Linked DNA regions of Mus musculus: regions 1 and 3 are each linked to region 2. The links are chromatin loops, found by intact Hi-C in ENCODE. Cell type or tissue: heart. All regions are shown on one strand. Region 1 holds the start of Ccnjl (cyclin J-like). Region 2 holds the start of Ttc1 (tetratricopeptide repeat domain 1). Region 3 overlaps Slu7 (SLU7 splicing factor homolog (S. cerevisiae)).

Region 1 (4,000 bases), 220 kb before region 2:
ATACATGATTGCATATATATCACATTTGTTTAATCTCAGGTATTTTTTAAATTTTTATGAGGGCTCATAAATGCTAAAACTTCTTTTCAGTACAAGTTCATCAAAGCTAAAAAAAAAAACATAGAAAAACAAAACAAAACAAAACAAAAAACCCTCAGCCTAGACAGGGTTCAAACTTCTGTGTAACTCAGGCTGCCCTTGAACTCCTAACCCTTAAGCTACAGACAGCCTTCTGAGTGCTAATGTCGCAGGTATGCAGTACTATAGTAGCCTTTCAAAACTAAATTGTATTTTTAACCCGTAAAATTTTACTTGCGGCTTGATGATGGTGGCACACACCTTTAGTCCCAGCTCACAGGACTCTGTAGTCCTACAAGACCTCCCTCAGATCGCCAAGTTCAAGGCCAGCCTGGTCTACAGAGCAAGTCCCAGGACAGCTGGGGCTACACAGAAAAACCATGTCTCAAACCACAACAAATATCTATCTTGTAGAAAACTAGGCAGAAACTAAAGTCTTTTTCGTGTAATTATTTATTGACTGGTGACTTTCTAACGGGCCTAGTGGTAATCCTCTTTCGTGTCCTTTCTCATTTAATCATAATGTATCCCCAGCAGATTATTGTAGTTTGTATCCCTCTATTACCTAAAGCCAAGCTCTAAGTGGTTAAGACACTGGGTGAACAAAAACACCCAGGTAGTTGGTGGACTTGATTTTAAGTTAGTGGGATCACCAAAGGGCTCACAAAAATCAGCACAGCAGGATGTTATGCCATTATACTGCAGGCTCCAGAAAATGCCTTTCTGAAAACAAGTAAATTAAAAGGGCTTTCTATCCCGCAACCTGCCACAAGGACTGTTTCCCTGCAATGCTCAGCATGGATGCACGCTTAAGAGTACAATAAGATACTCACTGAGCCCTCTTTATAAAGAGGAACTCGTGCGTATCCAAGGGTGTCTTCTCTGGGGCTCCTGTGGGAATTGTTTGAAAATCTACCTCCCCATCGCAGGGCAGGCTGAAAAAGAAAGAAAGACAGGTGGAAGCGTCTGCAGGTTGGCAGGAGCAGCGCATGCGGAAGTCAGAACTTTCTGGGGGCGTCCTGGCCGCTGGATCCACGCGCGGCACACGCAGGTGGCGCCGCGTCCCCCGCGCTCCAGGATCAAGGGGGCAGGGTCACTGGGGATCGCCCCCAGAGTCCCAGGGAAGGTGAAGCCTAGCTTTCTGCCCGGGCGAGGGAGGAGGGTGGGCAGGAAGCGCAGCTCAGCGCCGGGGAAAGAAAGACTGCCATTCCCAGCCCCCCGCCCCGCGGGGCGCGGGGTGCTGGCGGCGCATGCGCGAGGCCCGGCCCCCAATTCCCCGAGCGAGGGAGGGAGGCCCCCGGCGGCCCGAACTGCGAGCCGCGGCGGGACCGAGCGCACGCAGGGGCGCGCCGGTGGCCGGGCGGGACGGGCTGCAGAGGCAGCGGTCGCGAGCACGCGAGGCCAGGGACCGGGCGGCCATCGGAGGGCACTACGTACCCGGTGCGGGAAGGGACCCACCACCCGCGGCCCCCCACGCCGGGACAGCGATGCGTGAGTCTGGCCCCGGCTCGAGGGCAGGATGTGCGAGCAGGACAAAGGCTAGGCGGCGGGGGAGGAGTTGGGGACTCTGAGCCAGTGACCCAGCCAGCCCTGGGAGAGCTACTACAGCCCGCAACTTTGCAACTTTTGCAGAGGGGCACATTGGATATTCTGCAAGTTGTTGCACACAGTTCCAGATAGCCCCAGGTTGGGCGGGCGGAGGGAGGGGAGCGGGGACACTGCTGGCTCTTCAGGACAGCGGGCGACAGCCAGCTCCACGGTGCAGGGCAGGAGGGGGCGCCCGTCCCGGACTGGGACAGGGACCGAGGAGGATCAGGGTCACTGAGGGCAGGGTGAAGGAAGAGTCTCCGATCGCTGAAGCTCCTGGTGTCCTCGCAGGGTGCGCCCCGAGATCCCGGTAGCTTCATAACTGCGGCGGTGATGGATGAGCCGTGGTGGGAAGGGCGCGTCGCCTCGGACGTACACTGCACTCTGCGCGAGAAGGTCAGTTCCTCCCCGCCCTTGTCACTCGCAAGGACTGGGTATTTAAAGTCACTTTCGGTCTCCTGTGGGTGTCTTCAGGATGCCCCGCATGGGAACTCAGCACTCTTGGTGCCCTTTTATTTGTGCGCCTGCTCTTTTACCTTCATGGGGAGTGTGGTCTTCTTCCAGGCAAAGGACCTGGAGATCCAAGAACTTGAAGTCGGTTTTTCACCAGCCACCTAAATGAAGAATAGTTCGTATCCCATTGGATTTCCTCCCGAGGTTACTTTACATGGTACAAGAATGGATTAAAAAAAAAATACTGTGTATCCATTACAGTGTGTAATTCAAAGACACATAATACCACCTACTATACATAATGCTGATTTTCCCTATCATTGTAATGATGTTGTAGCAATTTCTTTTAAAATATAATTACTAGACTAGTGCATAGCTCAGTGGTAAAGCAGATGCCTAAATAAATCTATGCAAACGTAGTAAAGTTACAGTTCGGTGTAAAGAAATATTAGGTAGATGGTGGGAATTCATTGTTAAGGCAGGAACTGAATGAAATTTAAAAGTCTGGCCTGGGGGCAGTCCTAGCACTGTGGAGACAGCAGAAGGATCTCCACAAGTTCAAGGTCAACTGAAGCGTCAGGAGGAGCTCCAGGAAGCACAGGGCTACACAGTGGGACACTTTGTCTCAAAACGAGAGAAAGAAAAGACACACTAGCCTTAACCGAAAGAGGTTGCAGACTAGAAAGCTAAGGGAGAAAACACAAACTCCCCTGCCAGTTGGCCTCCTGTGGTAGAAGGTGGGCTGGCTGAAACTTGATCCCCCTCTCAGTTCACCTCCTGTTGCTGAGGCTGCTGTTGGCCACTGGGAAACTGGGAAAACCCAGAGGACTGAATGAAGGCTTTGCCTCTTTCTTCCTGTACCTGGGCTGGGAAGGATTGTTTGGAGACTTGGTGTGAATGGAAGCAGAGCTACTGTAACAAAGTACTAGAGGCTGGTGGGCATCCGATTTCAGGATGTTGGAAGGATACAGAAGATCCGTTTGCTTTTGAGACAGGGTCTTGTTATGGAGCCCAGGCTAGCTGTATAGGTACTGTATAGTCCAAGCAGTCCTTAAATTCATGGTTCAATTGCCTCAGCTCTCTGAATGCTCTTAACTTACTGCCTCTGTGTCATCTCCTGTCTGAGAGTCTGTGTCTGTTTCCTCGTAGGAGCCCACCCTACCCGAGTAGGGTGTAACTGTACTTTAACTGGTACATCTGAAAGGATATGACTTTCAAGTAAGGTCACATTCTCAGGTTCTAGACGGACATGAATTTAGGGGAGAGGTAGTCTCGACTGGTTTGTCAGGCCAGTGTAGGTCAGAAGTTGTCTTATTGGGGCCCGTAGATCTCTGTAGAACTGGGCTCCCACTTTCAGCAAAACATACTCAGTGTCTGTGGCAGACCTGTTATAGAGTCTCCAGATTCAGGTGAGGTGAGAGAGGGGGACTTGACTCATTAGGGAGTGAATCTCTTCTAGTCACACAAATGCTTTATTTTATTTATTTATTTTTTCCTCTTTTCCTCTACCTGCTGACATGTCTCTGGCATTGCTTTCCCGTGTTCCTTTGCTCTGTCCAGAACAGAATGTTCCAGTCTGGGGATCTGGAGACAAAATTGGGTCCTGGTAGTTCTTTGCAAAAGCAGGGCATGGGAGTTTAACTAAGCTCTCAGAGGCCTGAGGGTCAGAAGTGCCAGGCCAGAAGGCAGAGACAGAGGCTGTACGGTAGTACGTGAAACAGTGTATTCTTAGCCCTTTCTAGAAGTATTGGCTGAACGCAGGTAATGAGGGCCACTGGAGAGCATGCTTCCCTGATTTAAGGTAGCTAAGTGGTTGTCATTTCTGCATGTACCTTAGGGCATGAAGGGAGGAAGAGGCTTTGTGGAAACAATGTAACTCCAG
Region 2 (4,000 bases):
CCTCTGCCTCCCAAGTGCTGGGATTAAAGGTGTGAGCCACTAGTGCCCGGCTGTATACAGTCTTAAATCCCTTCTGTCGGATATTAGCCCCGAAATTTAGAATACCCAAGATATAAGATACAATTTGCTAAACGCATGAAACTCAAGAAGAACGAAGACCAAAGTGTGGACACTTTGCCCCTTCTTAGAATTGGGAACAAAACACCCATGGAAGGAGTTACAGAGACAAAGTTTGGAACTGAGACGAAAAGATGGACCATCTAGAAACTGCCATATCCGGGGATCCATCTCATAATCAGCTTCCAAACGCTGACACCATTGCATACACTAGCAAGATTTTGCTGAAAGGACCCAGATATGGCTCTCTTGTGAGACTATGCCAGGGCCTGGCAAACACAGAAGTGGATGCTCACAGTCAGCTATTGGATGGATCACAGGGCCCCCAATGGAGGAGCTAGAGAAAGTACTCAAGGAGCTGAAGGGATCTGCAATCCTATAGGTGGTACAACAATATGAACTAACCAGTACCCTGGAGCTCTTGTCTCCAGCTGCATATGAATCAGAAGATGGCCTAGGCGGCCATCAGTGGAAAGAGAGCCCCATTGGTCGTGCAAACTTTATATGCCTCAGTACAGGGGAACGCCAGGGCTAAGAAGTGGGAGTGGGTGGGTAGGGGAGTGGGTGGGGGAGCGTGTGGAGGACTTTTGGGATAGCATTGGAAATAAATGAAATAAATACCCAATAAAAAAAATATGGAAAAAAAAAACCCTTCTGTCTTTCACACCTAAACAAACTTCTACATATAACCCCGCCAAACACAGCTTGACTTTCTTTGACTGGGGAGTCATTATTTTTATTTATTTGTTTTATAAGTATTATTGGTTTTTTTGTTTTGTTTTGTTTTCTAGACAGGGTTTCTCTGTGTAGCCCTGGCTATCCTGGAACTCACTTTGTAGACCAGGCTGGCCTCGAACTCAGAAATCTGCCTGCCTCTGCCTCCTGAGTGCTGAGATTAAAGGAGTGCACCACCATGCCCGGCTTGTTTTTTTTTGTTTGTTTGTTTTTGTTTTTTGAGACAGGGTTTCTCTGTGTGACCCTGGCTGTTCTGGAACTTGTTTTGTTCATCAGGCTGGCCTTGATCTCAGAGATCCACCCTCCTCTGTCTCCCCATTGCTGGATTAAAGGAGTATGGATCATGCCTGTCCAAGGAAGTCATTTTAAAAACAGGATATCACCAATTGTGGTGGCCCATTCCTGCAGTCTCATCATTGGGGAGATGTAGTTAGAAAGATCAGAAGTTCAAGGCCATCCTTGGTTACACAGCAAATGTGAGGCTAGCCTGGGCTATGAGACCCTGTATTAGGCCCCTCCCCAGCCCCAAACTAGAGTATAATAAACTCACACTCAATGCCAATTATCATTTTAACTGATAGTCTTGCTGATCAAATATGGTATCAGACTTATACCAAGACTAACATCCCCACTTCCCACTGGTGTTGGAGACCGAATCTCAGACTTTGTGGTACATGTAAGCCATTTAAACAACTGAACCACACCCTCGATCCATACCCTAAATGAAAAGACTGATTTTAATGTGACTTTTCCACGTCCGGCAGCTTGCTGGATGGCACAAATTAGACAGAATCCAAAACAGCTGCAGGGGAAAAAAAAAGAAAGAAAGAAAGAAAGAAAGAAAGAAAGAGTTCTAATCTTTGTTCAGAATAAATGACCAAGTTGTCAACAGGAAACAATGAAGTCCGAATGGGACACTATCGCCACCGGGAGCCGAAGAATAAGTTTCTTATGGAGCCCAAGATGGCATCTGTGCCCAAATCGTGCTTATCATCGTAAGCAAATGCAAGCGGTATAGCTTAGGTAGCTAATTCTGGAAGGGGAGCCTTTGCGCAGATGTTTTCACAGGCATCCTCCAGGGACTCAGAACTCAGCCTTGGAAGAGCCGGTTCTCAACTCTCGCTGCGCAACCCTGCTGCCCAGATCCTGACAATATTGGTCTGCAGTCAGGTCAGAGCATCTCTGTTTTTTTAAAGTGACTCTGATGATTTTACGTTCATCCTATTAACCACTGCTGCTCTAGAAGCTGAGTCAGAACCTCTGCGGTGCCTGCCACCCCTCTGGTCGCAGCAAAACCACGCCAATGACCCAGTGTCGCGTTAAAGTCCGAATTCGTCCTAGCCTGTTAAAAGGAAAAGTTAAAAGGGAGGGTCAGGACTCGCAGGCTTCGCTTTTACTCGAGTGTCGCGTCCCTCCCGGCTATGAGTCAAGGTTAGAAAAGCCCCTCCCCGCGCGACCCCGCGCCTGTCCCAGGCCACAGTCCTCACCGAACGCCGCGAGACCCACGATGGGCTTCACAACCTCCCAGCTCCTCTCTCCACCGCTCCTGCCTCCGAGTCCTTCTACTTCCTCCTGAGTCAGGTGCACTTCCGGCCGCGCTGGCCAATGGCGCCATTGCTGGCAAAGCATTCTGGGAAATGTAGTGGCCAACTCGAAGAGAGTGAGCGGAAGTAGCTGTGTGACGTCACTGTACGGCTCAGTACTATGAGCCTCAGCTGTCATCTTGAGTTATGTCAAATCCTGCCAATTAGCACAAAGTAATTTTTCAAACGCGACTACTTGTGGCTTTAAAAACGTCTTTATTCTGGCGTCCCTCATGTTAGGAATGTGCATAAGAACCCGAAAACATCCTTCGTCCCTAAATAAACATTTCTTTCCAGTAGTTTCCAAAGTGCCTTTCAAGAGCTCTGTTAGGAGAGTAACAGTTTTCAAAACAGTAAATATTACACACTTTTTCCACTCATTTTCTCATGACTGTACAGCGCTTTCCAGAGGTTGTCTTCTGATATAGTGCAACAGAAGGAATACAAAAAGGGGTGAATTATTCTAGCTGTTAGGCAAGTCCGTCTATTTGTGAGCTAGACCTCCAGGCCTTCACCTGTCCTGTATTAAATCAGAGATTTGCAAAAAATTGAAACAATGCCATTCTTCTTGTGACAGGATAGCAAAGATGGAGAAAATTAAAAAGACATCGGAAAGGAAAGTAGCCTTTCATCAAGACTGGTTAAGTCTCTCCTAGGCTCAGTCATGAATTCCCACAAGGGGCTAGGAAGCATGACTTAGCAATTGAGAGCAATGACTGCACTTTCAGAGGACCAGGGTTCAATCCCCAGTACTCACATAGCAGCTTACCACAACTTTAACTCCAGTTCCAGGGCATTTAAGATCCTCTTCTGAACTTCATGGCCACCAGGCACACACATGGTAAACAGGCATACATGTAAACAAACACTCATGCACACCAGAAGAGTTAATTAGATAACAGTAAAGTTAAAAAAATTCCATAGAGTTATACAAAATTTCATAGACAGAAATACTGTTCCTTTGATTTATTTGTTTTTAAATGTAGATACTTTAAGAATTAACACAGAAGCTAGGCAGTGGTGTCACTTGCCTTTAATCCCAGCACATGGGAGGCAGAGGCAGGCAGATTTCTGAGTTGAGGCCAGCCTTGTCTAAAGAGTGAGTTCGAGGACAGCCGGAGCTATACAGAATTATTAAAAAAAAAAAAGATTTAACACTGAAATGAAACATAAGACATACCCATACCGCTGGGCTGTGGTGGCGCACGCCTTTAATCCCAGCACTTGGGAGGCAGAGGCAGGGGGATTTCTGAGTTCGAGGCCAGACTGGTCTACAAAGTGAGTTCCAGGACAGCCAGGGCTAAACAGAGAAACCCTGTCTCGAAAAACAAAACAAAACAAGACATACTCATACCCAGTGAAGCATGAGCCATATTTCTGACTCGTAATTTTCTGACAAATAAGGTTGTGAGATTGTGAGGGGCTAGGGAGATGAGAGATGACTTAGTGTGACAATAAGGCACTTGCCAGCAAGCTTGCTGACCAGAGTCTGATCTCCAGGAACATGTGGTAGAAGGAGAGAACTAGCCCCTGAATGTTGTCTTCTCATCCACACCTATATGTCA
Region 3 (4,000 bases), 310 kb before region 2:
GAGAATCTCTGACAAAAGAAGGCATGGAATGGTCGGGAATGGAAATGAAGTCAGTGACCAGAGCAGAGGAGTGCAAAGCAGAGGTATAAAAATAGGCACACTATGAATATGGGTGATTTTGTGGTGTGTGTTTGTGTGTGTGTGTGAGAGAGAGAGAGAGGCAGAGACAGAGAGAACTAGATATGCTAGGCATCCCTGAATGTAGACAGACCCATCTCTATTTTTTTCTAACAAGGTCTCATGTCTTGAACTCTCTATATATCCAAGGGTGACCTTGGTCTTCTGATCCTATATTCACATCGAGATTGCTGGATATCAAGTATGCACCACCAGGCCTAGTTTTTGTTGCACTGGCAATCAAACTTCTGCTAGGCAAACGCTCTATCAACTGAGGCTTCATCCCCAGCCCTGAACTTTGGTAATTGTTAAGGCATTGGGCCTTCAAGGGGAACAGTGATGTGCTCTGGTTTTTTTAGGTTTTTGGGGTTTTTTTGTTTGTTTGTTTGTTTGTTTTCCTATGGAAGATAAGTTTGAGACATGCAGGAGGGCTAATTTAGGAACATCTGTATGAAAGTCTTTGAATTTTTTTTAAAGATTTATTTATTGTTATTTGTAAGTACACTGTAGCTGTCTTCAGACACACCAAAAGAGGGCATCAGATCTCATTACACATGGTTGTAATGCTGGGATTTGAACTCAGGACCTTTGGAAGAATAGCCAGTGTTCTTAACCACTGAGCCGTCTCTCCAGCTCCTTAAAATTTTATATACATGGCTTTCTCTGCTTACAAATTGGAGTGTTGAGAGAATTGGCGCTAAGAATACGTAAAGACTTTTTTTCATTTTGAGACAAGGTCTCACTATATAGCCATGGCTAGCTGTGGATTCAATATGTAGACCAACCTAGTTCCAGACTAGCCTCCAACTCCAGAATATCCACATCCCTCTGCTCTCCAGGTGCTAGGATTAGGTTGTATATTACAGTGCCCAGTTTGTAAAGCCTTTTGAGTAAGGGAAACCGTTAGAACCAGTGAGATGGCTCAGCGGGTAAAGGCACTTGCTGCTGACCTGATGACCTGAGTTTGATCCCTGGGACCCACGTGGTGACTGGGGGAGAACCAACTCCTACAAGTTGATCTCTGACCTCTGTAGTGATAATTTTGGAGTTCTGGTTTCTTTTAAAAACATAGAAATATTATAAGAATATGTTATCATTTTAATCCCAGGTGGGGCTGCTTCGGACTGTTGCAGTAGCTGACTGTGATTTGCTTCATGCCCTAGCAGAGGCTTTGCCAGCAACTGCAGGTAGTTGCTGTGTTCATGTGACATTTGGAATTCTGGGGACTTGGACTTAGAGGGTAAATAAATGCTAGAGCCCCAAGAAGTGGGGTGGGTTGTTAGTTGTTGGGGGTTGTTGTTGATTGCTGGGGGTTGAGGTTTGTTAGGTAATCTTGTGCAGACAAGAAGAAAAAAAAATCAGATATCCTGACAACAAAGATCAAACTTGCCCCAAGGAACTCAGTGCCCCAATCAGCAGGAAGTATGCTAATGATAACCTTGCCTCCTTTCTGACTCCTGGCTTTCTTCAGGGATCTCTTTTCTTCCCTCTCTCTCCTTTCCTCTCTTTTATCTAGTGATAGGGGGTTGAAAAGGTAAAAGAAAGGGGATGAAGAAGGATGGGAGAGGAAAGAACCCACAAAGAAGCCAAATCCCACTAAAGACCTTCCCATACACTCCATGGCACGCTCGGTCCTTACCCGACCCTTCCACACGCCTGCACACACAAAAAATAAATAAAATGTAAAGAAACCCTCCTTTATAGGCACTTTGAAAGAATAAGAACATAGGAGACTGGAGAATGCTGTTAGTGCAGCAAGGACCCAGTTTTGATCACAACACCATAAAAAGTTTGTGAAGTAGCCATGTCTGGTGGTGCACGCCTTTAATCCCAGCACTCGAGAGGCAGAGGCAGGCAGATTTCTGAGTTCAAGGCCAGCCTGGTCTACAGAGTGAGTTCCAGGACAGCCAGGGATACACAGAGAAACCCTGTCTCAAAAAACAAAACAAAAAACAAAAAAAAAGTTTGTGAAGTAAGAGGGAGAAAAAAAGTGTAAGCGAGAGAGACCCTAGGAAAGCTCACCGTGCTCAGACACCGTTCAGTAGTGTCAGGGTGTATTCCAGGAGACCTCCATTACTGTACAAACTTCTCTTGTTTAGAGGATACCAGTTCACCATGTCGGCGGCCGCTGTGGACCCAGTTAGTGCGACACCCATGACGGGATCAAAGGAGATGAGTTTGGAGGAGCCGAAAAAGATGACCCGAGAGGACTGGAGGAAGAAGAAGGAGCTAGAAGAACAGAGGAAACTGGGCAATGCTCCTGCAGAAGTCGATGAAGAGGGAAAGTAAGTCTTCTGTTGCTGGTGTGTTTAAATCCACCCCCAGTTCATCGGGGGCCCACCCTTTGCTTTGGTAGGGGGTTGTCCTTTATTGTTCGCAGAATGTGTGTTCTTCTTTCTCATCTCCTCAGACTCATAAGTATGTAGTTTAGTAGACAAATGCTACTAAAGAGCTCATAGTGACTAGCAGTTGTCCTTTTTGACCTTTTTTCTGCCCCCAGCCTAAAGTGGCTACTTTCCCATGCTCTTATTTTGAATTTTTCAAATCTCTGAATTGTAATGCTTCTGTGATTGCTTTACTCAGTCGGCTGTGTGCACTAGTTTAACTTTCAGCTCCGATGGAGGGAGCTCGCTAACCCCTCCCTCCGTCTCCTTCCAGTTGTACCTAAGTCTCCGCATCTCTATTAGAAAGTTCCTCGGTGTAATATGACACCGTACATCTTTATTCTTAGTTCTTCAGTTAATGGAGATAGCAACCGTCTTCCCTCTCCATCCCACGGCAGGGTTTCTGTTCTTAGCCTCTGTGCTCACTACCTTTGTGGTTAAAATGCCATTTTCAAACTTCCTTTTTCACAATTTCACTTAAATTTTATTACAGAGATATCAACCCTCATATTCCTCAGTATATTTCTTCGGTTCCATGGTACATTGATCCATCAAAGAGACCCACTTTAAAGCATCAGAGACCACAGCCAGAGAAACAGAAGCAGTTCAGTTCATCTGGGGAGTGGTACAAGCGAGGCGTAAAGGAGGTATGTGGGTGGCAGCCTGTGTGCCCTTTTGCCGGTGGAGGTTTTTTTTTTTTATGAAGAACTTAAGAACTTTGAATGTGATGCTGTTTAAAGTAGGAAGGTATTGTGTGACCCTGGTGTTGAAATTCACAGTGTACACAGTGTTAGTTCCAGTCTTTTCTTATTTCTTCTTTTATATTATTAAAACCTTTAAACTTGGTCATCTCAGAACATGAAGGCTACCTGGTCTTCCTTTTTTTAAAGATTTACTTTATTATGTATACAGCATACAGTGTTCTGCCTGCATGTATTCCGACAGGCCAGAAAAGGGCCCCAGATCCCATTACAGATGGTTTTGAGCCACCATGTGGTTGCTGAGAATTGAACTCAGGACCTCTGAAACAGCAGACAGTGCTCTTAACCTCTGAGCCATCTCTCTAGCCCCTGGTCTTCCTTTTAACAAATAAAGTCTTTTAGTAGACAAGATAGTGAGAGCCAAAGTTACCTCTGATAAGAAGTTTGTTTTGTTCTTTTCTGTCCTTGAACAGAATTCTATAACTACCAAGTACCGCAAAGGTGCATGTGAGAATTGTGGAGCCATGACACACAAGAGGAAAGATTGCTTTGAGGTAAGTTTCCTCCAAGCCTGGTGGGAAAACGTCAGCTAGCCTTTTGTTTTCCCCTTGTTGGAAAACTTCTATTTCCTAAAGTTGTTTTAGAAAAATAAAAATGAATTTGCTTGAATTTAGTCTGGTATCATTACAGTTTCCTGTCCAAAGTCTGCCTGGTAACTAAAGACACTAAAAATGCCGTGGTGTGCCTGCGCCAACTCTGTAAACGTTGCAGGGAGTCTTCTGTGTGCTGCAAGTTCTT

Evidence for each region. A loop is a pair of places that touch in the nucleus more often than their neighbours do. Peaks named below come from ENCODE experiments on the same cell type or tissue, not always from the same donor. Only the 100,000 strongest peaks of a DNase experiment are listed, where the experiment ranks them.
Region 1: it touches region 2 in a loop (2.0-fold over the local background); 2 of 42 quality-filtered maps call a loop at or near these places.
Region 3: a loop joins it to region 2, with 5 times the contacts of the local background. A loop is called at or near these places in 5 of 42 quality-filtered maps.

What each region holds. Positions count from the first base shown.
Region 1 is chr11:43,527,399-43,531,398 of GRCm38, forward strand. Ccnjl (cyclin J-like) reads left to right here and starts at 1,351. Exons shown (of 6, transcript NM_001045530.2): 1 at 1,351-1,569; 2 at 1,957-2,061. The coding sequence starts at 1,999. In heart, CTCF peaks have their summits at 863 and 1,853 (motif pointing right); DNase peaks (open chromatin) are centred at 1,313 and 1,603; H3K4me3 peaks cover 2,855 bases; H3K27ac peaks cover 3,256 bases.
Region 2 is chr11:43,745,583-43,749,582 of GRCm38, forward strand. It overlaps Ttc1 (tetratricopeptide repeat domain 1), which reads right to left and starts at 2,426. Exons shown (of 8, transcript NM_133795.2): 1 at 2,340-2,426. In heart, no CTCF peak of the experiment used is centred here; a DNase peak (open chromatin) is centred at 2,469; H3K4me3 peaks cover 1,568 bases; H3K27ac peaks cover 1,246 bases.
Region 3 is chr11:43,435,129-43,439,128 of GRCm38, forward strand. Slu7 (SLU7 splicing factor homolog (S. cerevisiae)) reads left to right here. Exons shown (of 16, transcript NM_198936.1): 2 at 2,217-2,402; 3 at 2,995-3,148; 4 at 3,676-3,756. The coding sequence starts at 2,233. Among named protein-coding and RNA genes, the nearest start is that of Slu7, 3.4 kb to the left of the region's middle. In heart, no CTCF peak of the experiment used is centred here; no DNase peak of the experiment used is centred here.